7 separate regions of the Mus musculus genome follow, and all the other regions are linked to region 2. A link is a loop called in an ENCODE intact Hi-C map of the cell type or tissue named here. Cell type or tissue: heart. All regions are shown on one strand. Each heading gives the region's core, and the rest is flanking DNA. Links, peaks and the distances in the headings are about the cores only. Region 1 has its middle 7.4 kb from the start of Gm35700. Region 2 holds the start of Gm38712 (a long non-coding RNA gene). Region 3 has its middle 34 kb from the start of Kcna10. Region 4 has its middle 18 kb from the start of Lamtor5. Region 5 has its middle 5.0 kb from the start of Lamtor5. Region 6 overlaps Kcna10 (potassium voltage-gated channel, shaker-related subfamily, member 10). Region 7 overlaps Slc6a17 (solute carrier family 6 (neurotransmitter transporter), member 17).

Evidence for each region. A loop is a pair of places that touch in the nucleus more often than their neighbours do. Peaks named below come from ENCODE experiments on the same cell type or tissue, not always from the same donor. Only the 100,000 strongest peaks of a DNase experiment are listed, where the experiment ranks them.
Region 1: a loop joins it to region 2, with 2.4 times the contacts of the local background. A loop is called at or near these places in 2 of 42 quality-filtered maps.
Region 3: a loop joins it to region 2, with 7 times the contacts of the local background. A loop is called at or near these places in 18 of 42 quality-filtered maps.
Region 4: a loop joins it to region 2, with 3 times the contacts of the local background. A loop is called at or near these places in 14 of 42 quality-filtered maps.
Region 5: it touches region 2 in a loop (7-fold over the local background); 14 of 42 quality-filtered maps call a loop at or near these places.
Region 6: a loop joins it to region 2, with 10 times the contacts of the local background. A loop is called at or near these places in 21 of 42 quality-filtered maps.
Region 7: a loop joins it to region 2, with 6 times the contacts of the local background. A loop is called at or near these places in 14 of 42 quality-filtered maps.

What each region holds. Positions count from the first base shown.
Region 1 is chr3:107,355,209-107,359,652 of GRCm38, reverse strand. No RefSeq gene overlaps it. Among named protein-coding and RNA genes, the nearest start is that of Gm35700, 7.4 kb to the left of the region's middle. In heart, for the core only: a CTCF peak has its summit at 2,337 (motif pointing left); a DNase peak (open chromatin) is centred at 2,312; H3K4me3 peaks cover 567 bases; H3K27me3 peaks cover 303 bases.
Region 2 is chr3:107,091,532-107,095,975 of GRCm38, reverse strand. It overlaps Gm38712 (a long non-coding RNA gene), which reads left to right and starts at 3,077. Exons shown (of 4, transcript XR_003954542.1): 1 at 3,077-3,111; 2 at 4,157-4,366. It also overlaps a transcript of Kcna2 not described here. In heart, for the core only: a CTCF peak has its summit at 1,792 (motif pointing left); no DNase peak of the experiment used is centred there; H3K27me3 peaks cover 1,409 bases.
Region 3 is chr3:107,147,058-107,151,501 of GRCm38, reverse strand. No RefSeq gene overlaps it. Among named protein-coding and RNA genes, the nearest start is that of Kcna10, 34 kb to the left of the region's middle. In heart, for the core only: a CTCF peak has its summit at 2,280 (motif pointing right); no DNase peak of the experiment used is centred there.
Region 4 is chr3:107,258,557-107,263,000 of GRCm38, reverse strand. No RefSeq gene overlaps it. Among named protein-coding and RNA genes, the nearest start is that of Lamtor5, 18 kb to the left of the region's middle. In heart, for the core only: no CTCF peak of the experiment used is centred there; DNase peaks (open chromatin) are centred at 1,150 and 1,980.
Region 5 is chr3:107,271,626-107,276,069 of GRCm38, reverse strand. No RefSeq gene overlaps it. Among named protein-coding and RNA genes, the nearest start is that of Lamtor5, 5.0 kb to the left of the region's middle. In heart, for the core only: a CTCF peak has its summit at 2,027 (motif pointing right); DNase peaks (open chromatin) are centred at 519 and 2,039; H3K27me3 peaks cover 835 bases.
Region 6 is chr3:107,186,738-107,191,181 of GRCm38, reverse strand. The region is part of intron 1 of Kcna10 (potassium voltage-gated channel, shaker-related subfamily, member 10); the gene reads right to left. Among named protein-coding and RNA genes, the nearest start is that of Kcna10, 5.8 kb to the right of the region's middle. In heart, for the core only: a CTCF peak has its summit at 2,739 (motif pointing right); no DNase peak of the experiment used is centred there; H3K27me3 peaks cover 786 bases.
Region 7 is chr3:107,464,226-107,468,669 of GRCm38, reverse strand. Slc6a17 (solute carrier family 6 (neurotransmitter transporter), member 17) reads left to right here. Exons shown (of 12, transcript NM_001293689.1): 12 at 1-1,122. Among named protein-coding and RNA genes, the nearest start is that of Kcnc4, 7.6 kb to the right of the region's middle. In heart, for the core only: a CTCF peak has its summit at 1,881 (motif pointing right); no DNase peak of the experiment used is centred there; H3K27me3 peaks cover 3,092 bases.

The DNA of each region.
Region 1 (4,444 bases), core at 221-4,220, 260 kb before region 2:
TCTCACAACCTACACAGCAGGTGCTGGGATTCTAAATCGGATGAGTACTGTTTATCAAGTCATGTGCTCATGACCACACAGCTAATGCAGGACCTATCAGCCTTAGAGCACTTGCTGAGCTCCGAGCTGGTCTGACTGGAAGAGTTCCGAGTGTCTCTCTTCTGAGGCTGGGTAACACAAGCACTGACTGGATTTGAACGGAAGGACTTCGGGAAGAGCCTTTCCCAAAGGCAGAGACTCCAATGCGGGGATCCAGCCAAATGTCCAAATGGTCACAGAGAAAGAACCTAAGAGCATAGAAAAGGACGGGAAAGTTCCTTTCCCTGGTTGCATGGTTCTCTGAGCCTCATTTTCATTTATTTTTTGATCACTAAAACCTCAAACTAGTTCTCCAAGGTTCTTGCCTCATTGCCAAGTAATAAGTATGGAACACTGTGCTTAGCTGTTTTATGTAAGAGCATCCATGCCTGATTTCCTTCTGTTGACATAGAAAGGCAGCACAGGTATTGCTGCAGGGCTTAATGAAGAGAAAACACTCACAAGTTGCTCTTTAAAAAAAAAAACCTCAAAATAACTATTCATATTTATGAGGTGAATTGTGATAGTTGTAATACTATATACAATGTTTAATGATTGGATTAAAGTGATTAGCATACTTCAATCATATATCTCTTCTTTATGTCGGAAACATTCCAAAACCTTTCCTTCAGCTCTTTTGAAATATACCATAAGTTATGTCCCCCTACTGTGATGATAGGACAGTAGAATATATTCCTCCTGCACAATGCTATGCATTAGCCAGCCCTTCCCCAGCCTCGAGTCACGACCATCCCGTGCTCATTTTCAGCGAGATTGACTTTTGGCTTCCTCACAGGAGAGCATGCAGTATTTGTTTTTCCAAGCCTGGCATGTTTCACTTAGCATAATGTCTTCCAGACTCACTCATATAAAGCAGTCCTAGACAAGGCACTCAGATGGACCTTCTACGTTTCACAGAGTCCATGAGAAGAAATGGAGTATCATCCTGTCTCCAACTTTCCTCTCATCAAGACCATTTTTAACTTACTAATTCCTCGTCCCCCAAAGGCCTTGTGATTTGAGGAGCCAGAAAAACATTTGCCCCAGACACCCACATTTTCTAGTAGCAGGGTACTATGTGCATCGATGGAGAGGAGCCTCCTGGCCCCACTGTAACAGCATTCCTGAAGGACAAGTTTACTTGAAGGACTAATAGCCTCGTGGGTGTCCCTCCTCCCTGTCCAGCACAAGAGGTACCTGTCACAGATATGATTCTGGTACATGGTGTGCCACTAAGAAGGACAGAGGGGAGGAGACTCAACAACACTTTCACACACTGGAGAGTTCTTCCACTTCATCTTTATGACAGTCTCACCAGCTTACAGAGGAGAAAAACGAGGTTGGAAATGGCCGACTCAAGGTTTCATAACCTCTGGTTGGCAAGACTAAGAGAAAGAGCTAATCTGACTCCAAGTCTGTCCTCTAACCATTAAGAAATATGATCTGGCATTCACCTAGCCACATCCGTCCACTTAGCCCTCCCCCTCACCTCCAAATGGAAGTTTCCTCCCAGACCAAAGAGGGCTCTGAGCTTTGGTAAACTCTCTTGAGGCAACCTGCCCCACCCATCAGTGCTCTGCATGGGTCTGGCCTCCCCTTTACTCTAAAACACAGCTTGAGGTGAGCCTGCTACTTAATTGTTTGATGGAAGAACTTCCTTGCCCCGACCCTGAGCTATCCCACATGTAGCTGTACATCACTGTGAGGCAGGAGGACCCTAAGTTCCAGGCCAGCCTGGAGTCTGGAGTGAGAATTTATCTAAAAAAAAAAAAAAAAGCCAAGTACTGCAGCAAGCTATTTCAAGCAAAATAAACCAAACACCCCCCCAACACAGACACAGACACACACACACAGACACACACAGACACACAGACACACACAGACACAGACCACACACACAGACACACACACACAGACACACACACACACACACAGACACACACACACACACACACACACAGACACACACACACACACACACACACACGATCTCATCCTTCCCTCTACAAGCAACGGTGACTTCTGCAAGCCCAGAGGCATGAGTGCTCTTGGCAAGGTGGTGTTCGAGGCCTCACAGTTTCTGTGTTGAGTCCCAGTGTGTCCACCCCTGTCAATGTTGCCATTTGGCAGGACCAAGTGACCTAGTTTCTCCCCACACCCCTCCCCCCGCCCCCCTCCCCGCCAGAAGCTAGGCTGCAGGCTGTGCAGAGTTTGGCATCTGCGGGTCTTTTCTGCCCTCTGCTGGTCGCTAGGCAGGAGGCTCGCCAGGGCTAGCAATCCCACGTGGGTCTACTGCGGGGAACTGACTCGCAGGCCTATAAATGTTTGCTGAGTTAACTGAGTAAGAGGATTGTGTACCGTTCTAGGCTCTGGGGCCTAAGGAGGCCAGAGTCAGGACTGCTGCTCTGCAAACTCGTTACATTCAGCCAAACCAGGGCCCAATTCCCCAGTTGCTTTCCTTCTTTTTGCTTCCCCACAGGCTCCTCCTCTTCCCTCCCTCAAGGACTGTTGCCTGGCTAGGGAGAACTGAGTCAGCAAAGCCAAGTCAGTAAGTTGCCCCACCACCTGTTGCGTTACCTCTGACCAGTCCCTTAAAGCCATCTGAAGTCCCTCCTTGATTATCTCGTTTCCTCTCCGAGTCGTTGCTTCTGTTTTCTTGTGGCATCTTCAGAACACTCTTTTTACTTGCTACTGAATCTGTTCCTGACACATCTACTGGAAGTCCTGGCTCTGTCCCAGGTCATCACTCAGAAGTTTGATCTGTCTGCCCTCCTGGTGGCCTTTCAGAGCCTTCACTAGCAACTACATCTCTGAGACTTCCGTTTCCCTAAACACAAGCAGAAAGCCCACTCAGAGCCCTCTACTTTTGAGAGATTTGTCTTGATAAAGACATCTTAAAAACCAAAAAGTCTAGAAGACTCACAAAAGGACCACCTAGTGCTGACGGTTTTATAGGTCATGACAGCCTGCCACAGCAGCCCTCTGAGTAGTATGGTAAAAGAATTGGAGAGGCTTTTAATTTCTATGTATACTGTGTTTTCTATTTAAAATGTACGTACGGAGCTCTTTCATGTGCTGTATATCAGGGAATGAAATTTGTTATTTTGTTTTTAAACTAAATTTAAGGATGAGGAAAGTGGGGCCACAGAGAAGAAAATATTTCTCTGGTGATTATACAGGAAGAAAAAAACAATGATGCTCACACCCAACCTTCCAATCCCCAAACCTTGGGTGTTCATTCCAAGAACACTGCTGGCTCTGCATCTTGAAAAACGTGAAAGAACAGAAACCAAAACCTAAGTAAAGCAGAGAAAAAGAATCAAGCAGTCATGTGCTGTGTTTAACGTATTCAAACAACCGCATAAAGGATGGGCTATTCTTCCCACCTGACTTTCCACAGTTAGTATTCAAAACTACACTTAAGAGGCTGGGCCCACTCAGTAAAGCGCTTGTGGTGCAAACATGAGAATCTGAGCTGGGAACCCCAGAACCCTGGTAAAAGTCAGTCAAACCTGGCAGTAATAAGCTTAGTGTGGGGTGGGTGAGATGGGTGGAGATGGGCGGATCCCTGATTGTTAGCCAGGTACCATTTCCTGTCTGTTGTTAATGTTAAGTAACTGACTAGAAGCAATCTAAGGAAAGACTGTTTCATCTAGTTTACCCTTCCTAGTCACAGGACAACATAGAGGAAAGTCAAAGCAGGAACCTGAAAGTGAATTTTTTTCTTTTTCTTTTTTTTTTTTTTGTAGTGTTACATCTCAGTCCAGCAGGAACCATTGGACGATGATGCTCACTAGTTTGCTAGCTCACAGGCTAGTGCCTAGTTACATTTCTGTCTGTCTGTCTGTCTGTCTGTCTGTCTGTCTGTCTCTCTCTCCCCCTCCTTCCTTCCTTCTTTTCTTTCTTTCTTTCTTTCTTTTTTTTTTTTTTTTTTTTTGGTTTTTCGAGACAGGGTTTCTCTGTGTAGCCCTGGCTGTCCTGAAACTCACTCTGTAAACCAGGCTGGCCTCGAACTCAGAAATCTGCCTGCCCTCTGCCTCCCAAGTGCTGGGATTAAAGGCGTGCACCACCACTGCCCGGCTTTAGTTACATTTCTTATGTGGACGGATACCTCTTCCCAGGAAATGGAACCAACCATGGTGGACTTGACCCTCCTACATCAATTCCTAATCAAGACAAGCTTCTTAGACACGCCCACAGGCCGTCATGATCTAGGCAATTCCTCAGTCAAGGCTTTCCTTCTCAGATAACCCTGGACTGTATTTAGGTAACAATCAAAACTAATTAGGACTGAGATCCTGTCCTGAAAAATAAACTGGACAACTAACTAATACTGACCTCTGCCCTCCACATGTACACATGAGTG
Region 2 (4,444 bases), core at 139-4,138:
GATGTATAAGGCTAAGGTCTGAGATGAGATAGGCTTGGGGTCCATTCCTTTCTACCTCTGCCGCTTGCTATATATGTATGAACGTCCATTTCAGTGATGGGCAATGGGAGCATCTAGAACTTGTAAGTCTTCCTGCTTTGGCTTTAGCAGTTCCCCAGCCAGACCATAACACCCTCTCTGCCACTCAGCGACTTCTAATACTCACTTAGTGCTGTGTCTCTCAGGCCCTCTCTCTGATTCTCTATCCACTGACTCTATGTCTGGGACATGAACCTATTATATCAGGTTTTGAGATGTCCCGTTTACATTTCATACTATCCTCTCCTAGACAGGCAAGGCTATGTCTCTTCCTTATATTCTGCTGTCTGGTCTAACTTAAGAGTGGCTTCTCTGCATTGTGACCTGGTGCATTCCAGCAGACCGATGGACTCTGTAGCATATCCTGGCTTCGTCATCTTCTCTTGTCCTGCACCAACCTGGCCATTCTCAGAGATATCTCTAGCTTCCAAGCGCACCCACACAATTGTCCCAGATGGAAACACCTTGACTCAGATGTGATCCAACTGGCTCAGAGGTAGGCACACTTCCATTAGTTCGACCCAGCACATACTGGCCCTTAGTGTCCAGGTTCTACCTTGGCTGATCTGTGCCTGGCTGCAACTCTGACCTTGGGTCTTTCTCTTTTCCTCTCTGATGGTGGAGATGGAGAACATAGCAGGTACAGAAGAAACCACTTAAAATCATGTGATGACCCTGATCTGCCTACTCCCTAGGTAACCAAGGACCATGAGGCATGGACAAAGTTATTTTTCCCTTTTTAGGCCCCACTTTACATATTTGTAGGATGTGGATGTTGGATGCACGTATGATCTCTTTTTGTTCTAAGACAATTGCATTGGCTTCATTTAGTTATGGAATGGGAGCCTCAAGTAAGTAACGAACAGCCTTCCCTTCATCCTTAGCATCCTTAGTTCAACTATTCTTTATGCAGAGAGTCAAGAGACATTGATTTTCAGAGAGGTCAAGGTCACTTGATTCTAGTAAGTGACAGAGTGTGGCTTGGCTCAGGTCTCTCTGAGCTCCAGGACAACATCTCTCTCTTTGCCTGTTTAGAATGCAAGGAGGAGTCAGGAGATGCCAGGTCACTTCAAACACAAGTACTTCAAGAATTTCAAACAGTGCCAATCTGATGCTTGGTGCATTACAATGATGTTCTGAGTCCAAGCAGTGCCAACACCAGCAGAACACAAGGAGTCTACAGTCCTGAGACCTCGTGGGAGAGAGTGGGCTCACACTTCTCACTGGGTAGACAGAGACATCGAATGGAATCTTTCAGGTCAGAGCAGGAGCCCGATTGCTATTTTAAATTTGTCGATTTCTGGGTGAAGACTGAGGACAGAAGTATCAGATAATGGGAGGAAACCTTGTATGGAGTGGAGAGAGAGCAGAGCTTATTCAGGGAGCTCAGATCAAGAGCTCAGAGAGACTCAGCCTCTCTGACCCAGTCTTTGAAGCAGGGAGTGGGAAAATTAGAGGATTAAGGAAGTGCCTGAGCTATCTTGGCCAATTTTCTTGTGGTGGAGAGCAGAGATGCGAGTGAAAAGTGAAGGGAAGATGATGAGAGAGAGGGAGAGGGTCTGGAGGCACAGTGATCAGGTAGGAAGAGAGGCAGAGGTGGGAAGGCACCTAGTAGAGAGCCTGTAGTTTCCCATTTCTGCACGTTTCCAACCAAGAGAATTGGACTGCCTACTGGTCGTCTGTTATTCAAGGGTCATCCTACAGCACCACCTAGTGGCCATGTAGAAGAGGTGCAGCTAGGTTGGCCGAAGAGGAAAAGAAAGGTCCAGAAAAACAGACAAACAAACAAACAAACAACAAACAAACAAACAAACAACACAAATCAACAAAACTGAAAACAACCTCAATTGGGGATATGGTGTAGGAGTTCCCAGGAGTCTCTGAACCTAGTCAGAGCTAAGTTGTAAAGGTTGTTCATACTCTGAAAGGTTTCCTCTCTTCTCTGAACTCTAGCTCACAGATTTGCAAATCTCCCTGGGTTTCTATGTCAGGACTGAGTATGAACCTGACAGGTGGACTTGTCCTAGTGCAGCTGGAACACACTCACGGCTCCCAGGTCAGTGCAGTCAGATGAAGATGAGAGAGTAGAGCCACAGCACTGGATAGAGATGGACAATCACTTCTCTCTCAGCCATACCCTCTTCAAGATCGGTAAGCTTTCTAGACATAAGCACAGGTTCTTTCTCTAATAAAAGTAGGACCCAAAGCTGGAGCAGAAAGAAGAGAGGTGGCATGGAATAAGGGTCAAAGTGTAGCTCTTCTTTCCAGGCATGTGTGAGAAGGACAGTGACCTCACAGAGCTTGGTACTGTTTTTATTCTCATTAGACTCACTGACACCAAAGCTTAGTGAGCTAAGGTGACTTGCCAATGGCCATATAGATGGGGGACCAAGGGGTTGAAGGAAGGGATGAGCCTTGATCTGGTTGACTCCCCAGGGCACTGGGCCCACCTCTGTGAGAGACACAGAGCCTGGCACATGCATATTAGTTGAATTTGTAGATCCTAAGGGATGGATGAAGAAGCAAAGTGTCCAGACCCTGCTCTGACCCAAGGCTGAGAGTTGGCTTAAGCTCATCAGCCAAATAGAAAAGTGCATTTGAGAAAGAAAGCCTTCACAGAGGACGGGCACTTGGGAGGTTTGGGCAAGTTTGATTGTTTATTTTTTTTTAAAGTCGAGATCTACTAAGTTGCCTAAGATGGCCTCAAAAAAATGTAGGCTCAAAGTAATGCCTCCCCTCCTGGGTTTAAGCCTCTGAGTAGATGAGAACTGCAGATGCTCCTACTGTGTCTGGGTGGGGTTTGGGCATTTGGAGGTATATCTGCATCTTTCTCCCTCCCTCCCTCCCTCCCTCCCTCCCTCCCTCCCTCCCTCCCTCCCTCCCTCCCTCCCTTTCTTCCTTCCTTCCTTCCTTCCTGTCCAACCAGAAGAAAGGTTCTCTAGAATAATCTATATCAAGCATCTCTCATTATTCTGCCCCCTATTATACTATATGCCTCTTCATATGTTGCATCTTTGTCTATCAATTTGCTGGGTATGTACTTTTAATTGTCTTATTCTCCTTTTATTGGAAATCCATTCCATGGGATGAAGCACTCTGGGGGCTCAGTTCATATCTTCAGAGTAAGCACTTACATGGATGAGTGGATTCCAGAGTAAGGGAAACCAGACAGAGCACAGAAACAGGCCTCTTTGTTCTCAGGAGTTGTGCATTCTGCTGCAAGAATGGAGACTACACCATGAAGATCATAGTGTTCCAAGAGGGGATACCAGAGGAAGACTGATGAAAGGAAAGTCATGTGCAGTCTGGATTTATTGTATCTAGGGGAATAGTGAACTATCAAGAGTTTGGGATGGGAGATGACAGACTGAATCTAACCCTTGTTTCAGAAAGACAACTGCAACTGAAGATAACTTCAGAAAGATACATGCTATATTTGTAATGGAAATGTAGTATAATGAGTGGATCTGAAAATTAGTTGGAAGGAAGTTGCTTCCCGATGAGAGATAAGTGTGTGGACTCAAGCCACTTGTTCAAGTAAAGGAAGATTAGAAGGGAAGAGAGCAGAGACACAAAGGTAGAGAATGCCAATTAGAAGCTACTGGGAAAGGCAGAGTCCCCACAGAGGGAAGCTGTGGTAGGCAGGAGTTTGTGAGGTCATAGTAATAGCTCCCATAAATTGCCCGTCTGAGCATCTGTCTCGATGCTCAGAGGGAAGCTGAGACCCTCGGGATGGAGGCTTCAGATCTATGGACATTTGAAATCAAGGGGAGAATAAGACCCCCTGGATGATGGTGTAGACAGAGTAAGGAGGTTTGAAGGTGCCACTAGAATTCTTCAGAATGCTCACATCATGGGGGGAGGGAAGGGAGAAAAGGGCTGTCCTTCCTGCCATCCCAGTAAAGAATATGGAAGGTTGGACCACCACTGTGTCCCTGCTCGGGGTCAGTGCTTGTCCTGCACTGGGGTCAGGGCTTTTACCTCAGAAAGAATAAATAATTTATCAGCAGCATCTGCAGAGTTAAAACCAGTACTTTAAATAAATCTGACAAAGGTTTTGTACGATTTTCATTCAAAGCACCCGCCTTCCTGTCCTTTCTGTGTGGCAGAGGTGACTGTGCTCTGAAGATGAGAGCCGCTATCCAGAAGTGAGTTCCAGGTGCGTGCTTGTGGATAGGTCTGGGATATGGAAAGACACTGGAGCTGGAAGATGCGGATGGGAAGAAAAGATAGGATGCTGACCCTCCTAAAGGGGCTTGCTCACCTGTGAGGATACCTGCACTGCAAGGTAGGGTCTTGACTGCTTACAGGCAGGGCTCACTGGACCACATACTGTTGTTGCTGGATCCTTCCCGTGCTACATGGA
Region 3 (4,444 bases), core at 337-4,336, 55 kb before region 2:
CCTGTCTGAAGTAGGCCACATGTTGGCTATATGGAGTAGTGGGTTTAATTTATAATCAGCTTCATTAGGAGTCTATTTCAGAGGTGGGTTCATGGATGCTTTAACCCACATATCCGCTGGGCTCTCCTCTATGACTGGCCAGGGTCTCCCCAGCTATACATAGCTTAGAGCTATGAAAGGGCTGGAGGCAGGAACTGCAAAGGAAGTAGAAGCTAATGAAAAATTCAAGCTAATTGTTTGTTAAGAAGCATTGTCTGCCTTGAATGGGATTTTCTGGCCTGGGGAGGGGGATGTGGGGTGGCCTGTGGCCGCTGTCAGTTTGTTAGGTACTGTTTCCTGGAGGCTCCTGGTGGGTGGGTGAATGGGCTGAAGAGGATGGGGAGCATCCTGGGCAGGCAGCCAAGCTCTGCATCTGCGGCACCCACATTTGGGGGAGGGAAAGCTGACATGGATGCTCTTTCATTGCGTTTTGACACAATGCCCTCATCTAAATGGCTAGGGTTGAGTGGCAGGCATGCGTTTTGTGGATGCAGAAGAAGGGGGGAACCAAACTATAAGCTGTAAGTCTCTATCCTGACCCCAAAGTCTGTCTGTCATTGGAGAACGACCCTCCCCTTTAGTATCTAACATAAAAACGGTCTGGGTAGTGGTTTGAGTTGAAATGGCAGGAGAGGAGAGTTTACCCTAAAACAGAGGGTACCAGAAATTTGTTTGGTAGTGAAGGCAATTAGTGATGAGTAACTTCATTGATGTAGCTGAGTAGCCCTGCTGAGGCCCAGGCTAATGAGAGTGTGAGAATTATGTGACAGGCCCAGCCAATACCAGAGTGGGGAGCCAGGATGTGGGGAGGGCAGCTAGTTGTGTGGATTCTGGGAGCAGTCCCAGAGGCAGGGATAAAGAGTGCAGAAATTAGATCAGACTACTTGATAAACGGATTGAGGTTGCAAGAAGTGGCCATTAGGATCAGCTCAAAAGTAGCAGGCTGAAAGATAGAGGAGTACAGGAATATATCTGTAAGTGGGCCTAAAAACGAGGACTACACCACGGAATTTGGAGTTTTTAGAGGCCACACAGAGGGCAGAATTGGCCCCCAGAGCATAAGGATACAGTTAATGTACAGTGATATAGGGCTATGCTTCCTAAGATCAAGGGCAAAGGAGACAGCTGGTCTCTTTGAAGGTGTTTCTCAGGGACTTGGGGCACTGTAGGCTGTAAGTCTGAATAAACCTGGGTGGTGCTCTTTTAGTTTGTGCTCCATTTGCCTGTCTGGCCTCTCTTGTTGAGTATAATCAACAAGAGAGATTTCTTCACGGTGAGAAAGAAGTTTCATAAATGTGGCACAGTGGTCTAAGATTATAAGGACTCATGAGGCTCAGTGGACACACCCTAGCTGCAGCCTGGCCTGCTGTTTTTGAGTAGCCTCTGTGAACCCCCTCCATGCTCTATGCCTTAATGACATCCTTGCTTACTGATCTGCAACCCTGCTCTCCACAGTGTCCAGTGAAATTCATGTCTGAGTCGCAGCGTCACCTACTTTCATTCAGAAATCTCTCTTCCCTGTTACTGGCTTCTCTGGCATGTATCTTATGAGCCCCAAATTTCTTCATGATTGGACATAACAAAGGTGGGGGCACATTTCTTCTTTTTTTTTTCTACTGATCCCTAACCCTTTGGCTTGTTTTCGAGGAACTGAGTGAATCTGTGGTCAAAAGAACACTTTAGAGATTGGAATTCTCACTGGTAAAATGTAGACAACCTAAGCTGTCTACCCTGGGACTGGGGTAGCCTGAGAGAAACGAATGTCCCTGATGAAAGGCCGTGTATATTCACATGTTCTGGTCAATGTCTAATTTCCTGAGTCTGATGTCCTTTAGGATTCTGTGTGGGAGAATGTCTCATCTTTCTTGTAAAAATGGCCCCAGTTTACTTTGTAAAACTTCTTCTTTTGAAATGTCATCCGTTGGGCTTTCTTGCATGGAAATTAAACCGGTCTTTCTGACTGAAGGGCTGCAGGGCCCTATCCCTGTCCTGGTCCGAGGTGAGAGCACTGTCTTGTGTTTTATGCAGTGTCTCAGAGCTGCTTTTTCCCTTTAGCTCTTGCATCTACCTGGGTTAGAGCTTGACCAGTGGTGTCTGTTCCTCACTTGTTGACGAAGCATATGGATGATATATTTGAATAGCTAGGGAAGCCTGGTTAGAGATGGCATCAGGTTCTAACCTGAGAGTCAAGGGAGCAGGAGGTAGGAACATATAGAGTCTGAAGAAGCTGAAGATGTGCCTGGCCAGCAGGGGGCTCACTCTGAGGCCAGACTAAGCAGGGACCAGCTGATGTGCCAGGGGATGAAGTTTCCTGGATATGGGTTGGCTCCCCAGGCGGGGCAGTCTCTGGATGGCCTTTCTTTCAGTCTCCGCTCCACACTTTGTCTCTGTATCTCCTCCCATGGGTATTTTGATCCCCCTTCTAAGAAGGGCTGAAGTATCCACACTTTGATCTTCCTTCTTGAGCTTCATGTGGTCTATGAATTGTATCTTGGGTATTCTGAACTTCTGGGCTAAGATCCACTTATCAGTATGTATTCTTTTGTGATTGGGTTCCCTCACTCAGGATGATATTTTCTAGTTCCACCCATTTGCCTAAGAATTTCATGAATTCATTGTTTTTAATAGTGGAGTAGTACTCTATCGTGTAAATGTACCACATTTTCTGTATCCATACATACCTCTGTTGGGGATCTATCCCATATACAGTTACCAAACCCAGACACTGTTGTGGATGCCAACAAGTGCTTGCTGACAGGAGCCTGATAGAGCTGTCTCCTGAGAGGTTCTGCCAGTGCCTGACAAATAAAGAGGTGGATGCTCTCAGCCAACCATTGGACTGAACATGGGGTCCTCAATGGAGGAGCTAAAGAAAGGACCTAAGGAGCTGAAGGGGTTTGCAGCCCCATAGGAGGAACAAGAGTATGAACCAACCAGTACCTCCAGAGCTCTCAGGGACAAAACCATCAACCAAAGAGTACACATGGAGGGACCCCTGACTCCAGCTGCATATGTAGCAAAGGATGGCCTTATGGGAAATCACTGAGAGGAGAGGCCCTTGGTCCTGTGAAGGCTCGATGCCCCAGTGTAGGGGAATGCCAGGACAGGGAAGCAGGTGTGGGTGAGTTAGTGAGCAGGGGGAGGGGGATGGGATAGGGGGGGTTTCAGGAGGGGAAATGAGGAAAGGGAATAACATTTGAAATGCAAATAAAGAAAATATCTAATAAAAACTGTTTTACTATAGTAAAAAAAGAAATGTAAATAATTAAAATAACTAATATTTTTTTAAAAAAATGTAAAAAAAGAGATGAAGCTTCTTGATAATTCTACATTGACTCATTTTTATCTCAGATTTTTTTTAAAGATTTAGATAATTCTTCTCAGCTTGGCTTAAGAACAACCATGGCTACAGTAATATTTCTATTGTCTGACTTTGTTGTTCTCCAAAATATAAGTATACAGGAATATAGTTTTACAAAGATAAAAAGGACCATGTGCATTAGGTAAAGCAAATGGTGGGGCTCCTTTGTCTCCAAGCCACCTTCTTTATCCTCCTGTGTGGAGTGAACAGTTAACAATATGAGAGCTACTCTTTCAGAATCTTGCCCACACATTGGGCGTGTGTGTATGTGCACAAGAACAGATAGAGAGTTTTAGGCATAAATGGGATTGTGTGACTTTCCGCTGTAACATTTTTGGGTACCTTTCCTACATTTGTAATTAAAAGAAAAATGTCTCTATAGTGTTCCTTAATATGAACGGGTTATAATTTTTAACAATTTTTGACATGTATTCTGGTTACAAATGAAATGGAGGGTCTTAAATGGCATACAGGCCAGATGAGTGTCATTTTTACTGACTTTTAAGAATAGCTCCTACTTGTTTTTAATGTATGTTAGGTATTTTGTCTTTTAAATGCATTTAAAATTATTGCTTAAAACCTGTCAAGTAATCCTTTTGTTTTATATACACATTATAAATATTTTCTACATTTAGTCTGTAAACTTCATATCTGATCAGGCTTGTTAGCTACAGAAGGCAATCCTCGTGGAGTGCTGTACAGGATCCTGGGGGATCCGCGCTAACACATTTGATGACCTTTAATACGCCTTTCTGGAATTCCAGCCTGACCCGAATCTGAACAAAGCCCTAGTTGATGGTGTTTGCAGGAGGCTGGCTCCGTCACTTTCTCCGTCTGTGTGTTTATTACTGAATGTTAATCAGATTCATCATTAAGGATTTCATCTGCTACAAGAATGCAAAGAAAAAAACCCAGATATTTTCTCATATCCTTTCATTTAAAATTATTTGGCTATAGGGAATTTTGAATTTGTAATGATTTGGCTGAAATTTGTCAACATTTTCTTTATGGCTTAGAGTATGCTTCATATGGAAATGTTCCTTC
Region 4 (4,444 bases), core at 292-4,291, 170 kb before region 2:
CCCCACCCCACCACGCACATACACCGGCTTGCTCATCCTGCTTTACTGTACAGCCAGGGATGGCATGGCTGCAGAGGGACGGGTCCTCCCACACTGATCATTAGTTTAAAAAAATGCTACATAGATGTACCTATTATTATATTTCCCTAATATTAAGGAGCCATTTTCTGAACTAAGGTTTTCTCTTCCAGGATGACCCTAATTATATCAAGTTGACAAAACCTGATCAGAAGACTAGTGAAAAGAAGTACCCCAAAGAATCTACCAGTGGATGAATGACAAAACAAAATAGACACATAACATACAGTGAAATGCGTTTTAGCCTTTCAAATGCAAGAGAATTCTCTCATATACCACACCATGGTAGAACACTGGGCTATGTAGAGTAAACCAGTAATATAGAACAGGTACTGTCTAGCTTCCCTGAACGGGAGGTACCTAGAATAGTCAGTAATCAAATTCATAGACACAGAATGCCCAAGGGTGGCTCCAGGGGCTGCTTGTGGAACGGAGGGAGGGAGGGAGGGAGGGAGGGAGGGAGGGAGGGAGGGAGGGAGGGAGGGAGGGAGGGAATGGAATGGGAGGTATTATTCAGTGGCGTGAGATTCAGTTTTGCAAGATGAAAAAACTCCATGAGGGTTGGTGGCGATGGTTGCACAATGATGTGAATGTACCTCACTCCACTGAACGGCACGCTGCAAGTAGCTATGATGGGAACTTCTGTGTTATGTGCATTTACCACAATCAAACATTTAAAACGTGAAGCAGAAGTGAAGAATTAAAAAAAAAATAATTCTTGGTGTTATCTGCTCTATAATTCTAATCACAGAACAATGTACTTTTTTTTTTTTTTTAAACTGGACAAGACCTACAAAGTAACACACAGCTTCACAAAGAGGAGGCTTTATAGCCTCGCAGGGAGACACATTCCCCGAGGTCATTAAGCAGTCCTCGGGTAGGCTTGTGAAACAATGCCCCAAATGAGGTTGGCAGTACACGCAGTTCTCTCACCGCCCCACTGCCAGGGCTTGAATTATTAGTATTATTTTTTTAACATCACAGTCACTTATGCTCCATTTCCCCCACACCTCCCTTGGGACTGGGGACGGTGTCTCGTGTTCATCTTTGTCTCTTCACTTCATAACTGGCTTGTTAAATAGAGAAGGAGCAACAGGTCAGAGAGAGTCAGGAGTGGCAGGCCTGTGTTCTCCTTGTTTGCGTGACCTTGGCCAGTCCTGTGAGCGCTCAGCAAATCAAAGGACAAGCTCGCCCCCTAGTCCTGAGTGTTCTGCTAGGCCATGGGGTCTGGAAACCAATCTGTTTCCTTCTAGCTGTATAGTGCTTAGATGCTGGTTTGGTTTAACCATCTGCACAAACAGGGCATTACCCAGTGTAAACATGTAATCCAAACACAATGAATAGTTGTTTCAGACTCACGTAATACCCAGAGAAAATTTTCTAGCTTTTCTTGAAAGAGATACCCTAGATACTACTTGCAACCCGTGACTCTGACTCCTGGACTGGGGCAGGGTTGGGGTAGGGGTAGGGGTGTGCATTTCTGTGGCCTTGCTAGCCAGGGAACAGCTGTGTGTTGGTGGCAGGAAGTCTCTTCTCAGAAGCCTGGGGGCCCTGGGTCAGCAAGCCCCAGATGGGAAGAAACAAGCATTCAAGTCTGCCCTTGAGAGAGCAAATTAGACTTATTACAAATTCATGAGCTTCTCATTGCTGTTTTCAATTAATTTCTTGACAAATTCTGCCTGTCTCTTTTCTTGTTTTTCTTCAGGACAGGAGGAGTCTGGGTGACACAGTCGGGAGCTCTAGGGAGCTCTTACTGAAATTAATTTGAGTGCTTTGGAGTGAGATTTACACGGCAGAGTGGAGCCTACTGGAACTGCTCCTCTGGCAGCTGCCTCTGGAGTGCTGTGGGTGTTGCCTCCTCTTTTCCTTTGCTGGGCCGTGTCCTTAAAGGGCTTTGGAGCCATACTCTGCTGCATCCCTGCAGTCTCCCTGCCTGAGTTCTCTATCCTGGTGCCTTGGAAGTCTAGCAGCTTCACTCAGCCAAGGGTCTCACTGGAACTGCAGGCACAGCTTGGATTGCCACCCACATCTCCCAATGGACTCACTAGGCCTCAGAACATAGCTGTTGTCTGTTGGTGTTCCTCTGCTGGACTGCAGGACCACTGGCTTTTGTCTTCTCTTCCCCCTGGCTGCCCCGATGGCAGGGGAGTGACACCTAATTCCAGTCACGGGCTCCTTGGGAATAGCTTCATCCCTCTCTAGACCTTCAGTCTCCACAAAGGAAACCAAGAATCTCTTCTTAACACCATCCATCTTTGTGTTGACTGCTAAGTACCTCAGCTCTGGAAACAGTAAAGCTGTAGGTCTGGCCTTTTGTTTTAAGCATGCCTTACTTAAGTGACTTAAGGAAAGACTAAAGAAAAAGCCTGGAAGAGTTAAATAGCTTGTCTAAAGACATCAGCTAACAAAGACATAAAAGATGAGACTTTGAGCTCAGCCCTATATGACTTGAATAGTCACATTCTGTTTTATGGTTCATTTTCCTCCCTTTTATAATCATTTAAAAATAAGGCTTAATTGGTTTTAATGTTCTCCAACAGAAAACGGAGAAAATCAAAACAACCCAACCGTGGGCAATCTCATCATGTCAAAATAAAAAAATTAGTGTTTTTTTTTTCAGTCTCCCCTTCCCCACTTCTATGTTTAGACCTGTGTGCTCATGTATGTACTCACAGACAAACATGGAACCACACAGGATGATACCCAACTTTTTTGTCACAGATCTGGTTTCTAGGCTGTATCCCCAGAAACACTAACATTCTTCCTCTAGTTCTTATTTTCCATGATCCTCCAAAGTTTATTCAGGGTGGTGGGGTGTTGCTATCTTGGTCAAAGTCTATCAGAGAAAGAAAGAAAAACATGGATTCACAATGTGAGTAGTCTTCAGAAGGATACTCCACAGTCAGAGTACCCCTTCATGTGATGCCCATAGTTGATTCAGAACCAGATGGGGGCTGTGCACAGACCCATAGGAATGACTGACTCCTTGCTGGCACTCTAGTTCGGCTCCTGAAAGGAACCTGTTAGTGACCCGTGGGAAACAATTTTCAAACTCTAAATTCTGTAGGTATGATGAGAGCGATTGGCTGGGATCTGAAACCACTAGATCCTATTTTGCTCAGAGCTGTAATGAAACACTTTGAGAGAATAGTCATTAACTCAGGAAAGAATGAAGACGACAGGAGTTGGTTGGCCCATGAGTCTGGGTCATATGACCTCTGTCCAAGATGGCTAGAGTATGGTAGTGTTTCTAGAGGAGACTAGTCTTCCAAAAGATGGAGTCACCAGGCAGCCTTTTAAAGACTTCTTTTAAGAAGTATTGTTAATCCCACCCCTACCCCTCCACACCCATCTCCCATATCTCATGATGTGTGGCTGCAGACATGTATGCTCCGTGGCACAAGATTTTGGGGATCAGTTCTTGCCTCCAACCTCACTGAAACAAGGTCTCCCTTACTCTCCCACTGTACAGTGCACACCAGGCTAGCTGGCCATTTGGCTTTCAGGCAGGTCTCCTGTCTCTACCTCCCTTTTCACTGCAGGAGATCTGGGGGCACCGATGTGTGCCGTTGCATCTAGGTTTTGTTTTGTTTAAAGAAGGGGTTCCTAGCTCAGATCCAGAGCACCAGGACTGTGTGGCAAGTGTGTTTACCTTGAGTCATCTTGATGTCCCCTACTCAGCTTTCTCACCGTGGCAACCTTGACTCATTGCCAAAAGACTGTTTTAAAAAAGAAGCAGTTGATTTTCTTGTTTCTGTTTGTTTTGAGGCAGGGTTCTACTTTGTTTGTTTGTTTGTCTGTTTGTTTGTTTGTTTGAGACAAGGTCTTACCATGTAACTGTGGCTGACCTGGAACTCACAGTGATCTGCCTGCTTCTGCTTCCTGAGTGCTGGGATGCAAAGGCGTGCATAGTAGGGTTCTGCTCCGTAACCCAGGTTGGACAGTGCTCCCTGTTTGTCTCAGGGCTCCCGGTGCTGGAGCACGCACCACCACACTGCGGCAGAAGTTGGTTTCTTTTCCCAGTGATGGTCGACTAGGCCATCTTCTGCTACATATGCAGCTACAGACACGAGCTCTGGGGGTACTGGTTAGTTCATATTGTTGTTCCACCTATAGGGTTGCAGACCCCTTCCCTTTGGTATTGTAAGCTTTATATGCCCCAGTACAGGGGAATGCCAGGGCCAAGAAGCATGAGTGGGTGGGTAGGGGAGCAGGGCTGGGGGAGGGTATAGGGAACTTTCGGGATAGCATTTGAAATGTATATAAAGAAAATATCTAATTAAAAAAAAGAAGAAGAAGTTGGTTTCTTCTGTGATCCATTCAGGTCGGAGAGAAAAACACTGACAATCAAGTCTTTACACCATCT
Region 5 (4,444 bases), core at 308-4,307, 180 kb before region 2:
CCCAGTTCTGCCTTTCTGAACCTCCACATTACTATTCAAACAGATATAATGTGAACCCCCTTTGTAGTTTTAAATAACCTGGGAGCCACATAAGGAAAACAGAAGAAATTAATTTTAACATGATTTTGTGTATCTAAGAAGTTATTTCAATATATAATTACTTTTAAAAAATACATTATTTTTCTCCCATCTTAAGTCCTTAAAATATGAAGTCTAGTTGCACTTTGTCACATTGCAGTTCAGACCGACCACATTTCAAGTACTCAGTCCCTTGAGTGAACATTGGCTCCTGTATTGTCAAATAGGTCTCCAGGGTATATCAAATAATCTCAAAGCCAGAAAAATGATTAAAAGATTTTCAGAATGCCTACAGCTTCTTAAGGTCTAAGCTAGGCCTTTCAGGGGAAGAGAAGAAATCAGGAAGAGGGAGGATTTGATGTGTGGGAAGTGACGGGGATAGGCTGTTGTCTCTCTGTCTCGCTTCCTTTGGTCCTGCACAGCTGGGTTGAGGGGAAGGAAAGCTATGTAAGCAGCCAAGTGCTGGGAACTAGGGTGGTGCTTCTGGGGGATGTCAGCTTTGCAACGCTTTCTGCTTTCTTTAGCATTCAGGGTCCTTGATGACTCCTCCAGTTTTGAATGCTGGGAGCTGGTTCTGGAATGATGGCGGGAAATCCCAAGCACCCATATCAGAGCATTGGACTCGATGGGTTGGAGTTTTTCTGTGTTTACTTAGCAGAAATGGATAGAATGCCTTCTCCATCTCCCCATGTGAGGCCCACGGAGAAACAGCTGGCTGTGTTAGCATTTTGTCTAAGCTCCGCCCCACAGTTACCTGGCAATGGCCAGGTATGCCTGACTCACTATAAAAGGGGTTACTTGCCCCCTCCTCCCTCTTGTTCTCTTGCCTCCCTGCTCTCACTCTGTCCTCTTGCCCCTTCTCCCTCTCTCCCCATCCACCCCACCACCACCACATGTCATGGCTCTAGCCTCTTCTCTTCTACTCTGTCTCTCTGCTTTTCTTTGTCTCTACTACCTCTCAACTCCCCTCCCCATGCCCTGAATAAACTGTTCTATACTATACTGTCTGTTGTGTGGCTGTGCGGCTCAGGGGGAAAGGATACCTCAGCATGGGCCAGCAGAGGAACCCCCCTTCCTCCACACCTGACTACACCTCCACCAAACATATTCCTCCCCTCTCTATCTTTTTATAAAACACAGCAGGCTACGCACTTCCTGGGGACACTGTTTATTAACATCTCTGTTTGAACGAAGGGCATTGGGGTTCCTTGTGGTATTGTCACAATACTTTGCTTTGCTTGATCTTCCTTCCCAACTTGTCTCCCCATTTTTTTGCTCCTGCTCTCAATACTCTTCTACCCTCACTAGTCCAATGTCTCTTCTTAAGTCTCCTATTTCTATCACATACCTCTAGCCCTTCCTTTAAACCTATTTCCCCCACCCCCATGATCTCCTTTCTAGAGGAGAGTTTAGATGGCATCCTTTGTGGAGCGAGATTTATATAAAGACTATGAAGTCTTTAACTTCAGTTTCTTTTGTTTCTCCCCTTCCTGCAAACAAGCTCTGAGAAAGGAGAGTTGCGGGTAGGCGCAACAGAGAATGTGAAAGTCCACATATCCCACTAAGGAGTGGAAGGAGGTACCGGGCCAGAACTCCAGATATTACATGCTGTCTTGGTGCTGTTTCCTTTGCCTTGACTCCTGCATAGACTCTGATAGACTCACTTAGGTACAGTATTGGTGGGCTATAGTGGTGTACCACTGTAATCCCAGCACTCAGGTTTTCTATGAATGTGAGCCTACCTGGACTACCTAGTAAGTTTGAAGACGGCCCGAGCTACACAAAAAGACCCTGTCAAAAATAATAAAAAATAAAAAGAAGATGGGGGGTATCTTTAATGGTGGGTCCAGCTCTGGGCACTGAGAGATGTGTTATCCCAGGGCTACCAACACTGGCCTCTGGACAACTCGAGTGCTTAGTCACAAGCCTTCAGTGCAATGAACCCTAATGAGCCACTAGGGGGCACCAAGGCCACAGAAAACTGCAAAATGAAGGGCCTAAGGAGTGTGTGTGTGTGTGTTCACTTGTAGGGGGTGAGGGCTGGAAGGAGGATGTATAAGCCTGCTGAGTTATTAGAGAGTGGAGAGTGTTAAATATCAAATGCGGGTGTCCTTGGAGTCAGAGGCATACATTTGAATCCTGGTAGCCAGGGCACCAGCCTCCCATGGGATCTCTGAGTGTCTGGGGAGCCTTTGATATAGGGGTACTGTATTCTGGTTCATCCAGGTGTGGGGAGGATAGCATGGGTTACCTTGTGTAAGAGAGGTTGGTGTGTTATGAAAGTCAATTTGAATAAGAAAATCTGTTTGTCTCCTTAGGTTGATTATAATCCAGATGATGCACAGGAGAAAATCACAGTGCCAAGAGATTGCTGCAGCCATCAGTCTCATATCCAAGAGATTGCTGCAGCCATCAGTCTCATATCCAAGAGATTGCTGCAGATATCAGTCTCATATCCAAGAGATTGCTGCAGCCATCAGTCTCATATCCAAGAGATTGCTGCAGATATCAGTCTCATATCCAAGAGATTGCTGCAGCCATCTGTCTCATATCCAAGAGATTGCTGCAGATATCAGTCTCATATCCAAGAGATTGCTGCAGCCATCAGTCTCATATCCAAGAGATTGCTGCAGATATCAGTCTCATATCCAAGAGATTGCTGCAGATATCAGTCTCATATCCAAGAGATTGCTGCAGATATCAGTCTCATATCCAAGAGATTGCTGCAGATATCAGTCTCATATCCACAGGAGAAGCTGAATCTACATAGCTTCCCTATAAAGCTGTGCCAAATGCCATAGTTATATTGATGTTATTATTAGATTTTCTACATATTCTATGTAAAATTATAAAGTACAATGAGAAAAAAAATCACCTGAAGCTCTAGCCCTGACTCTAAGAAGAAAAAGTCAAAAGTCAAGTAGAGCGGGCAGGAGGTAGGTAAGGTGGAGACAGGGAAGGTGTGTCACGGGGAATGCCAAAGTTTTGGCAGCTCAAGCATCTCATTCTAAGCTGCAGCATAGGGCTCTAGTGGGTGCCAGGGGTCGGGGGTCAGAGGTGGGCGGGCTCTAGTGGGTGCCAGGGGTCGGGGGTCAGAGGTGGGCGGGCTCTAGTGGGTGCCAGGGGTTGGGGGCCAGAGGTGGGTGGTCTCTAGTGGGTGCCAGGGGTCAGGGGTCAGAGGTGGGTGGGCTCTAGTGGGTGTCAGGGATCGGAGGTCAGAGGTGGACAGCACTGAGACTTGAGACCAGGTATAAACTTGGCTCTTGTTCATAGTATTAGTGGCATTAGCGGTTAGTGTGTAGGAGCTGATAACTATGTGACCAGGGACACACCCTTAATCACCACATTCCCCTCCCCCCCCTTTTTGTAGTAGCTAATATTACTATCTTTTGGTTACAGTTAAAAATGCAAAGCTCAGAAAACAACGCTGGGTACAGTCTCATACAACTGTAGTTCCAGAACACTGGAGGCAGAGGCCACAAGTTTGACAAGCTAGTCAGTTCTACACAGAGAGTTCCAAGCCAGCCAGGGCTACACAGATAATCTTGTCTATACCTAAACAAAACTTTGGCCAGATCGTCCTGCTTGAAAGTGGTGGAGTCTAATTGTTACTCTCCCCTGTATACTGCCCGACTCTGCCTAGAACACGGTCCTGGAATTCAGGTGCAGAGGTGGTGGAGACCCAGTGCACACCTCTTACTCTCGATATGACATATGAGGTCCAGAGAGGAGAGGTGTCTACTTTACAACATAAACCTCTTTTTGACATGGAATTCGATATTCCAAGCATCTCTAGCATGCTGCCAGATGCTATTGAACTGTAGTTAAATCTGCTTCAGAGGGAGTCACTGTTTTAAGTTAAATGTTAATCTCCCCCCATATTCGCATGTGAGGATCCAAAATCAAGTGCCTTAGATTGTGGGCATGTTTGCAGACAGGGCCTTTATAGATGGCAATCAAGTTAAAATGAAGAAGACATTAGTGTGGGCATTAACCTTATGTAATTGACATCCTTATATAACAAGACATGCACAGGGGAAAGGCAGGCTCCAGCTGCAAACATCTGTCTATAGGCCAAGGAGAGAAGCCTCGAACATATTTCTTCCTCACAGTCCTCAGAAGGAAACTATTCTGCCAAAACTTTGATTTGGGGCTTCTATTCTCCAGACTTGAGGGTAAACCACTCAATTGGTGATTCATTATAATGGTATCCCTGGGGAATGAGGGCCTTCATGAATCCAGAAAGCCCACAAGTCAAGCAGGATCATAGATACTTGGTGACTCTTTGTTAACAGAAGTACTAGTTGGAACGATTACCCTCCCAGAGGCAAAAAGAGAACAGATGAGCTTTCCAGCTTGCTCCCAG
Region 6 (4,444 bases), core at 244-4,243, 95 kb before region 2:
CATCATTTTAAGCAGTGCACCCACACTGAGTGGTTATTTGGTAAATATTCTTTACAAGGTTGGTTAATAAAAACAGGAAAGAGTAATTGCATGTTCCTGAGGGTAGGGGCCATGTCTAGTTTTACAAACTCAGCCCACCCCAAGTGCTCAGTTAATGTCTGGGGATGGAATGATGGAGTGGTAAGGATGAGTGGCAGGCAGCATGCTGGGCTCTGAGCCAGGACTATTGTCTACACTAACTGCTTGCAGTGTCTCATCAAGCCTCCGTGTTGTCATCTATAATAAGAAAATAGGCTGAGTCAAAGGAGCCAGATAGGAACATATAGAATAACTTCATGAATACAAAACCTCAGAAATGCTAATCTAGAGCAGCAGAAAGCTGATCAGCAGTGGCCTGGGAGAGAGGGCAGGAAGACGGGAGGAATCACCAAGTGGGCACCAGTAATGGTCTTACAGGTGTATACGCATATCAGAAAGCACCAGGCTGCATGCTTTAGATCTAGTGTGCATCACAGTATGCCACTGCATCCTTCAGGATAAAAGGAGAGCAAGCAAACAAAGATCAGAGTGCTTGCTTTGCCACTGTTCTGCAAGATCTGGGTAAGGACCAAGGGAAATGACATGGGAGGGTGCTTTGCAGGCTGCCACGGGCTGCGTGTGTGACCTTGCATGGAACTCACATGGTGCCCAGATCCGAGACAGCTCACATTGTAAGGGATCAGCAGATGCTCTTTAAAAATAATTTTTTTGAGAAGTTCACTTACAAGTACAGATACGTTACTTGTATCTCCCAATTCATCTTGTGTCTCCACTTTCCCAAGTTCATGATCTCTTCTATATTCATTATACGTTGTAGACATAATCTATATGATCCACAGAGTCTGTTCAGTGTTGCTCATATGTACTTAGGGTTGTTCACTTGATACTGAATATTCCATTACGGGGATTATGCTCAGAGAAAATGGATTCTCCGCTTCTCAGATCAGAATCCATTGTTTGACTGCCTGTAGCTCTTCATGGAGAGGCAGGGCCTTGTGATGTCCCACGATGACATGTTGACTGGTGTGGTATACATGCAGCTCTTGTTTAGGTTATCATATTGTGGAAATTCTGTCAACTCTGTCGTGTCTAGAAGACACGACTATCTTGCTAGTTGGCTAGGATCAGCAGATATTTATTAGCAAGAGGGAATGCAACCTGTGACCTGGGCTCACTGTGGTTTCTGGATCTATAGAGGAGGGCTGCCCCTGTGAGGACCAGTTTTTGTTTTTGTTTTGTTTTTTGTTTTTGTTTTTGTTTTGTGTGTGTGTGTGTGTGTGTGTGTGTGTGTGTGTCACCCTAGCAGAGAAAAGTCTGAAACCTGAAACGTTAATGCAGCCTCTGGCCATAGAAGCTACCTCCCACCCCAGCCCCCTGCCTCATGCTACTTTGTTTCAATGGTCATTTCTAGAAACTAAGGTTGAATTTCATTCTTTCCCTGGATACACAGCCTGTGGTATCATTCTCTGGGTTGGAAAGGGCCCCCAGTGAGGATGGAGCCGAGGACATTTGGAGCAGCTTCCATTGTTATGTTTGCTGGTGTGACTTCTAATAACAGCCATGACTCTTATGTGTCGGACCTTCCAAAGCCTCGAAGAATTGCTCTGACTCCAAGCAGAGCTTTTACCCATGGCTGAAGGGATCACAATGTCTGACTCCTCTCACAATCTGTATTCTTGTCCGGTACAGTGCTGGCTGCACCAGTGTGCAGATGGACCTTGTTCCCCATGGCACACTTAATCCTCCTTCTCGGCTGCCGTGTGTGCAGGCCACTCTTCTAACCTTGCCTGGAGGGAAAGCTGTCCTGGAGGGTGCCAGGTGGAGATACTTCTGTCCTCTTGAGAGCTGTCTAGAGGTTGTCTATACCTTTCAGTGCTATTGGTTCGTGTTTTTCCTCCAGAGGGTGGCTATGTTTGTATCCTGTAGCATCTAGCACTGGGGAACAGTCTAGCCGCCCACTGTCCTAGGGTGTCTCAAATACACTAGGACTTACTTGTCATCTTACTGCTCTTCCCCAGAGCCAGACAGACTTGTTGTATGGCCTGAGGCACTTCATAGATACTGAGAAGTGCTTCTAACCCATTTCCACTGCCTTTGCACAGATCACAATGTTCCCAGCTTCACCGCTACTCTATAGCATGTCTGGACTTTTGGTCCATACATAGATGTTGATGAGTCTTTGTGGTGTGGGTGGTCTCTGCCATAATCAAACCTGGAACTTTCTGTGCACTTCACTATAGGCTTCTAACCATTATGCAGATGTCGGTGGCTGGTGCTGGTGCTGCAGGTCTAACTTTGCAAGGTCACTGAGCTGTACTAAGCAGAAAGGATCTGGAGCCCATTCCTTGGCCTCTCTACACAGGTTGTCTTTGGTTGCCTAGCAACCTAACACCTCCTCCATAGTCAAGTAAGGTAGCAGCTGTCAGAGAGTCTGATAATGACTACAAGAAGTCATCTGCAAAGACAACTGTGTATACTGTGCCTCTAGGCCCCAGGTCTCCGAGACAGGGAGCACACGGGTATCTGTCACTGGCAAGGTCAGATGTTTCAGGGCTGTCAGTTGATGGAGGAGACCAGACCAGGGAGTTCTCAAGCAGGGCTAGAGTGGAATCGTGTTTTCATTGCCTTGTGGGGCTCTGAGTGGAGGATTGCCAGAAAAGGAGATGGAAGACTGACTGTGGCGCTGCTCTGTCTGGACAGGAGAGGGCGATCTTGTCTTGCTGGAAGCAATTTCTGGCCTCTCTTATGCTCCCTTCATCTTTGAGTTCCCTCTTTTACTCTATGGCTAGCTAGCTGCAAGACTTGGTGGTCTTCTCCAGGCTAGCTCTCAAGGCCATCACTTTCATCTCTCTTCAGCAAAACACTGTCACATTGAGTGGCTGTGGGTACAGGCTCTGGGGGCAGAGACAGGGGCCAGCTCTCAGTTTCTGTGTGGCTCTTCATCCTACGTTGTCTGTCCATCTGCTACCTGTGTGACTAAGGACAAGTTGGTAGGGCTTTTGACTTAAGGTGCCTCAGACTTATGGTGACATCCTTGCTTTCTGCCTCAAGAGTTGCTGGAGAGGCACTTATGCCACACAGAAGCACCTCCCATGTGGGTGCTGATAGTGTCAGGGTGAGATGGGTCCTTTTTCCTTGCCCTCTCTTGGTACTGAGTTCTACACTTACTGGTGCAGTAGCAGGGCTCTCTCAGAGGCTGCCTGAGATGCATATGATGCTCAGTGAGTGGAAGGCCAGCAGAGGCGGACTTCTGTGGCCTGATCTCTTGTGCTCTGATAAGACTATCTCCTCCTATCCTGGCACAATGGGTGAGGTGATTGCTCACCTCAGATTAACAATGCATACCAAATCCATAAGGGGTTTGAGCCTGGCAGTTTCCACTGTCATTGGCAGGGATCCTTATCTTCATTTAACCCAGAGAGACACTGAGTCCAGGAAGGTATATGACTAGTCCATGCTAGGAAGCTGTGACTGACACATGGGTGTTCTAATTCCAAACTCAACACTCTTCCTATTATCCTCTAATTCCACAATAGCGAACCCACATGCGTGATGCTCACGTGAGTTCATTCAATTTGTCTGGAAACTGTGACACACACACACACACACACACACACACACACACACACACACACTAGAGGCATGCAGAACAACATATGCCCACACATAGACACATGTGTGCCTTCTTGTACAAATACTCATAGACATATGTATATTACACACATAATTACCAAGACATCCGAGCACATATGCAGATACATAGGGACAGACTCCTGCAACACCACCCACACTGCACAGATGTTTCTATTCCAGGGGTGTCTGGCCCCTTTCTCCAACTTAATCTTTTTGCCTCTTGGAACAGGAGCATGTTCTGTTGCTTGCAGCAATAGAAGGCAGAGAGGACTGGAGGGGGCTCAGATGGCTGGTCACATGGATCTCTTCCTTGTTAGAGTGTCGATGGGCACAGCGTGGGCAGTGTGTCTCTCTCCCTGTGAGGACTGCTCAAGGACAAAGCTATCTTCTGAAAGAGATGGAAAGATGCAGGCAAGAGCTCTTTCATTTAAACCCTGAGTAACAGCAACAATGCCGAAAAGAATGAGCCCAGGATAATTCATTCTGGTAGCAATGTGAGGCTTACAGTTCAGCTGCTATTATCAGTGGGGACCAGAACCTACTGATCTTGGGGAAAATAATTTTACTTTGTAAGTCAGCTAGGAAAAAGGTCTCTTGGATTCTTTTCCCTGGACCTCTTAGGTTTGTGCATTAAGGGCCCCTGTTGCCTCCCTATTTGCCTGGGAGAGAAGGGTGCATCTGTCTCTATGGTGACAGGTTTCTAGACGCCAGGGAAAATATGAGGAAGCCTTGGGTTTGGATATTGCGTATCTTCTTGTGGGTTCCATAGTGG
Region 7 (4,444 bases), core at 118-4,117, 370 kb before region 2:
TTGTCATTTCACCTTTGGTGGGAAGGAGGGCCTTGGGTGGGGGTGGAAAGCCCTCAGATTTATTTTCCAGTCAACCTTCTGTTGTTCACACTGGAGTCACGATGTCTTAGGCAGACAGTACCGGGCTTCTTAGGAGGAAGGCATCTCTCTGCCCTTCGGTCCTGCCCTTGTCCTTGAAAAAGTCTGGAGTACTCAGAAAGCAACAGCCGCTTCTCAGACCTCCGCTGGCTCCTCCGGAGAGATGAGGTGGGCTCACCTGACCACTGAAGACCAGCCTCAGCTTCCGTGGAAGAGCTGGAAGTGAGGGCTGGGTCTCCAAGTCTTGGCGCAGGGTCCCTAGTGCTGGTTGGCGCTGCTCATACGGTGCCTACCAGGAGACAAGGGGTTTCCGGGGCTGAGTCATTCGAGTTGGGGCAGTGCAGAGGTACACCTAAGAGTTCCTGTTCTGACAGCTCTCAGCTCCAGTCACCAGCTTCTTGCTCAGGGAGCCCTCAGCCCTCTTCATGGGGACAGCGAGGAGCCTGAGGCCTAGGTTGGGTGGTGGGGGAGACGTGAGGTGCAGAGGAATTATAGATAGGGTTGGCTTCTGCCATCAAGCAATACATCGTCAGGAGCTGGCTGCTGCTTTTTAAGTGCCAGGAGACGTCCTCCAGAGGCCGTGCTCGTGTGTGAGCCCTGAGGCTATGAGCCAATCCCCGTGCAGATCTGCAGTATTCCCAGGCAGGGACTGCTCTTCTTCCCTTCCTTACCACTACATTACCCTTCCCTCAACTAGAGTATGCCCACTGTGAAAAGAGAAGTGAGATCACGCAGGCTGTAATACACCTGACTCTGTACACCTCTGAGTCCCTCTTCTTAGGTCTGAACTATGGGGAGCTAGGGGAGGAGGGCCCCGGGTCATTTCTCATGAGAAGTCCTGCTTTGTACAGACCTAAACACATACCAGGCAGTCACTTCCGGTCCTGACACACGTTCAGAACAGTTTAAGTTCATGTGTCCTGGAGTGGCCAGTGCTCTGAGTCAGGATCACTTGGCCCAGGAGAGGGCATGAGGCATTGTCACCCCAGGGCCCCCACTTCATCTCCCCCACCCTGCTGTACAATAAAGTGTCTGTTCTTAGCACCCTCTCTTGCCTTTCTTCACTTACAGGAGGGGAGCTGAGGGAGGCTTTGGGATGGGGTGAAATGGGATTCTCGTGGGTGCTGGCTGAGAAATTTGAAGGTAGAGATGCAGCCAGTTTTCTGGGCATGTCCCCGGATACTTGTGGGTCCCATGCTTGCCCTTACTGTGCCTCAGCAACTCTGTACCCCTGAGATTTTTCTCTGAGGGAAGTGCTTGAATCTACGTTATTCCAGGTAAGGAAAGTGGGGCGCCGTCTGATATGAGGATGGCGTTTGGTGTCCTCTCCAGGGCTTTTCAGGGCAATTCTTATCCTGCCCAGCTTCAGAGAAAACTATATATGTTCACTATGTAAGGAGGACTGAGGGGAAACACAAGAAAGGCAGGGGACTGACCTAATCCTTAGGGAAGTGAGCTAGTTCACAGCAAGCCATGTTCTAAGTTCTCAGAGAATTACCCCTCAACTTCAGATAATATCTTTTGAAATCTCCAGTGGAAGATAAAGATGAAGTATAAGATGTGATAGCCCAAGTTTTTGTTAAATAGGCACCCACTGAATGTAGGGTCATAAAGAATGGAAGAGGCTGGTGGCAGAGAACCCCCTCTTCCTGCCTCAGCTCGGAGTATAATCTTCAGAAGAATACTACTACTCTCATCTTTCCCCATCCCAGCCGCGCTCAGTGCCTTGTGATCTCAGTTTCATTCAGAAGGGGTCCTCCAAAGGAACCTTCCATTTCCTCTCCCTGCCACCCCTCATTCCACGAGCAGCCACCAGGTGGCAGGAATCCCTTTCAGTTCACGGTTTAGCCTGGCAACACTCTTAAACTGTCTCTCCATGTTAGCCATAGTCCTCAAACAGGCAAATCAGAACTCACTGGCCCGAGTTTGGCCAAGCACCTCTCTTGTCACATCAAATCTCCTACTTAGTTCTCAAACAAGGGACTGGCCCAGTGCTGGACAAGTCACTCCCCACACAGTCACTCAGTCTTTTGGTAATTCTGGTTGAAATGGCAGCCATCCTTCCAGGAGGGATGCATAGACACAGAGACACAAGGCATTAAGGGCTTCACTTCAGTGGCACTCTGAAGCCAGAGTCCTCAAAGCCACGTCTAAGTTCAGTGTCAGCTGGGTCTTGCCTTTCCTAAGAGACACAGCTTCTAATTTGCAAGAGAGAAGGAAAGAGAGAGGATAGTTCAAAGGCAACAATACATCCTGAAACAGTTATCTCTTGCAGTGTTCCATGTCAGTCCAAATTTTAAAACAACCAACATTTCCTACCTCATGACTTTATGAATGAGGAATTCCAGTATGAATTAGGGCAGCAGATGGGTGGAAATGAAAGTGATGTCCCGTGGGTAGAAGAGCTGGTCTGGACGTCCCAAGGGAGCCTTTCTCACATTTATATAGATATTTAGTTTTTGGGTGAAAACACGTAGGAGTAGAGATCAGCTGAGCCTGTTGGTCAGAGCGACCAAATCCTTATCTGATGGGGAGACCACTTCAAGAGCAGAAATGTGGAAGCTGGCAGTGCCCACTTCTTAAGGCCTGGCCTTGGGAATAGATCACCTCCACCAGTCTGTGGATCATAGCATCTGTTCAGAGGCCCACAGGCCTCGCTGTAGATGGGAGGGTCCCCATACAATAAACCTATTCTGGGGCACTAGATATGCCCATCGTCCATCTTTGGCATCTTTTTGGAGGCTTTTCCTGAGAGGATATTAGCTCTGAAACATGGAACTGAGACACAGAGCTAATCTGTTCTGATGAGGAGGGGAGCAGCTAGATTTGGGTCCCGAATGGAGGCAGTAAGTAGGGAAGAAGATGACAAGGGCATGCCAGAGGACAGGAGAGACAGCTTCTTCCACTTCCTTCTGGCCCCAGGGGCAGGCTGTTTGAGGTTGTTTCAATCATGAGTCTGTCACCAACCTTGGGCAGGCCACTTAACCCTCTGAACCTGTGTGACAATAAAACCTTTTCCTTGAGGCGCTGGGAGGAATAAATGAACTCCCGAGGTGCCGGGTGGACCGTCGCATAGCAGTTTTCCAGAGGGGGATAGAATATATGCTGATTATTACTCTCTTCTCTCTACCAACCCTGGCCCCACTTCACCCATGCAATGAGCCAGCACCCTGGTACCATTGTTAAAAGACAGTCCCAACCTAACCCTGGAAGAAGCCAAGGAAGGCGGAAAGACAAGGTGCCCTGTCCAGGGAAGCAGGCACTCACCAATCCTGTCCCTGTCTTGTTTCCTTCTTAATCATAATCAGACACAGCCTCATCCAGCCCTAGCATGGGCAAGAGAATTCTATAAACTCCCAAAATGTTATGGCTTGTTTGCTGGTGAATTTTCAGAGGTTCCCCCATTCTTTAACCCTTCTCCCATCAGGAATATTCTCTGCCTTTCCTCTTGAGCCTGGGCAACCAGATTCCTCTTCTAGCCAACAGAAAATGGAGGAGGCAATGCTATGGACTTGCAGAGCTACATCAACAAGGGTGTTGTTCTCTGGATAATGGTTCTGGGGACAGTTAGCCACTTTGGGGGGTACCACACTTACCTGAGACACTGACGGTGCTAGAGGGTGCGCACTTGCGGGTGCTCCCGCTGACAGCTGCAGCTGAGCCCTTAGCCCATGTCAACCACCAGCCGTGTGAATGTGCCACACTGAACGTTCATCTCAAAGGAACCTCATGTCTCTCAGTACCACTGTAATTGCATGAGTTCTAAGTACTGCTCAGCTGGACCCTTCCTAACCTCCTGGCCCATAAAATAGTGAATGAAGAAAAATTACTGGTAAAGTTACATGTAGGAGCACTTTATTATTTCACAGTAAAAATAACCATGAAGTGAATTCAAGGGATGATTTGACCTTTTAACAATTGAGGAAACAGACAAGGGGTAAGTAAGGCTTTCTCGAACAACTAGAGGGCGAACTGTGGCCACAGCCTGGTTTCCTGACTTCCGATCCAGTGTACTCTCCACCACATTACAAGGCTCTGACAGAAAGGACCCCAGCCTTCTCTCACTTCTAACTTTCTTTCATCAATTCCTTGCCTGGAGCAGGAAGCAGGTATTAGGGGTGCCTAGAATTGTGCTAAACCCTGGGAACCTTCATAAAGGCTTGGTTCAGGCAAGGCTCCTTGTCTTGTCCAAGCAATCACAATGAGTCTTGGTGTGTCCACCTTCCAGTGATCCAGATGGAAGGAACCTGGAAGATGGGTAGGAGATTCAAGTTATTTAACAACAACATATTATGAATAAGATTACTCCATGTAGGCAAAGTGCCAGCTGCAAAACAGAAAGACTTGGTAAAGGGTCTACCCTCGG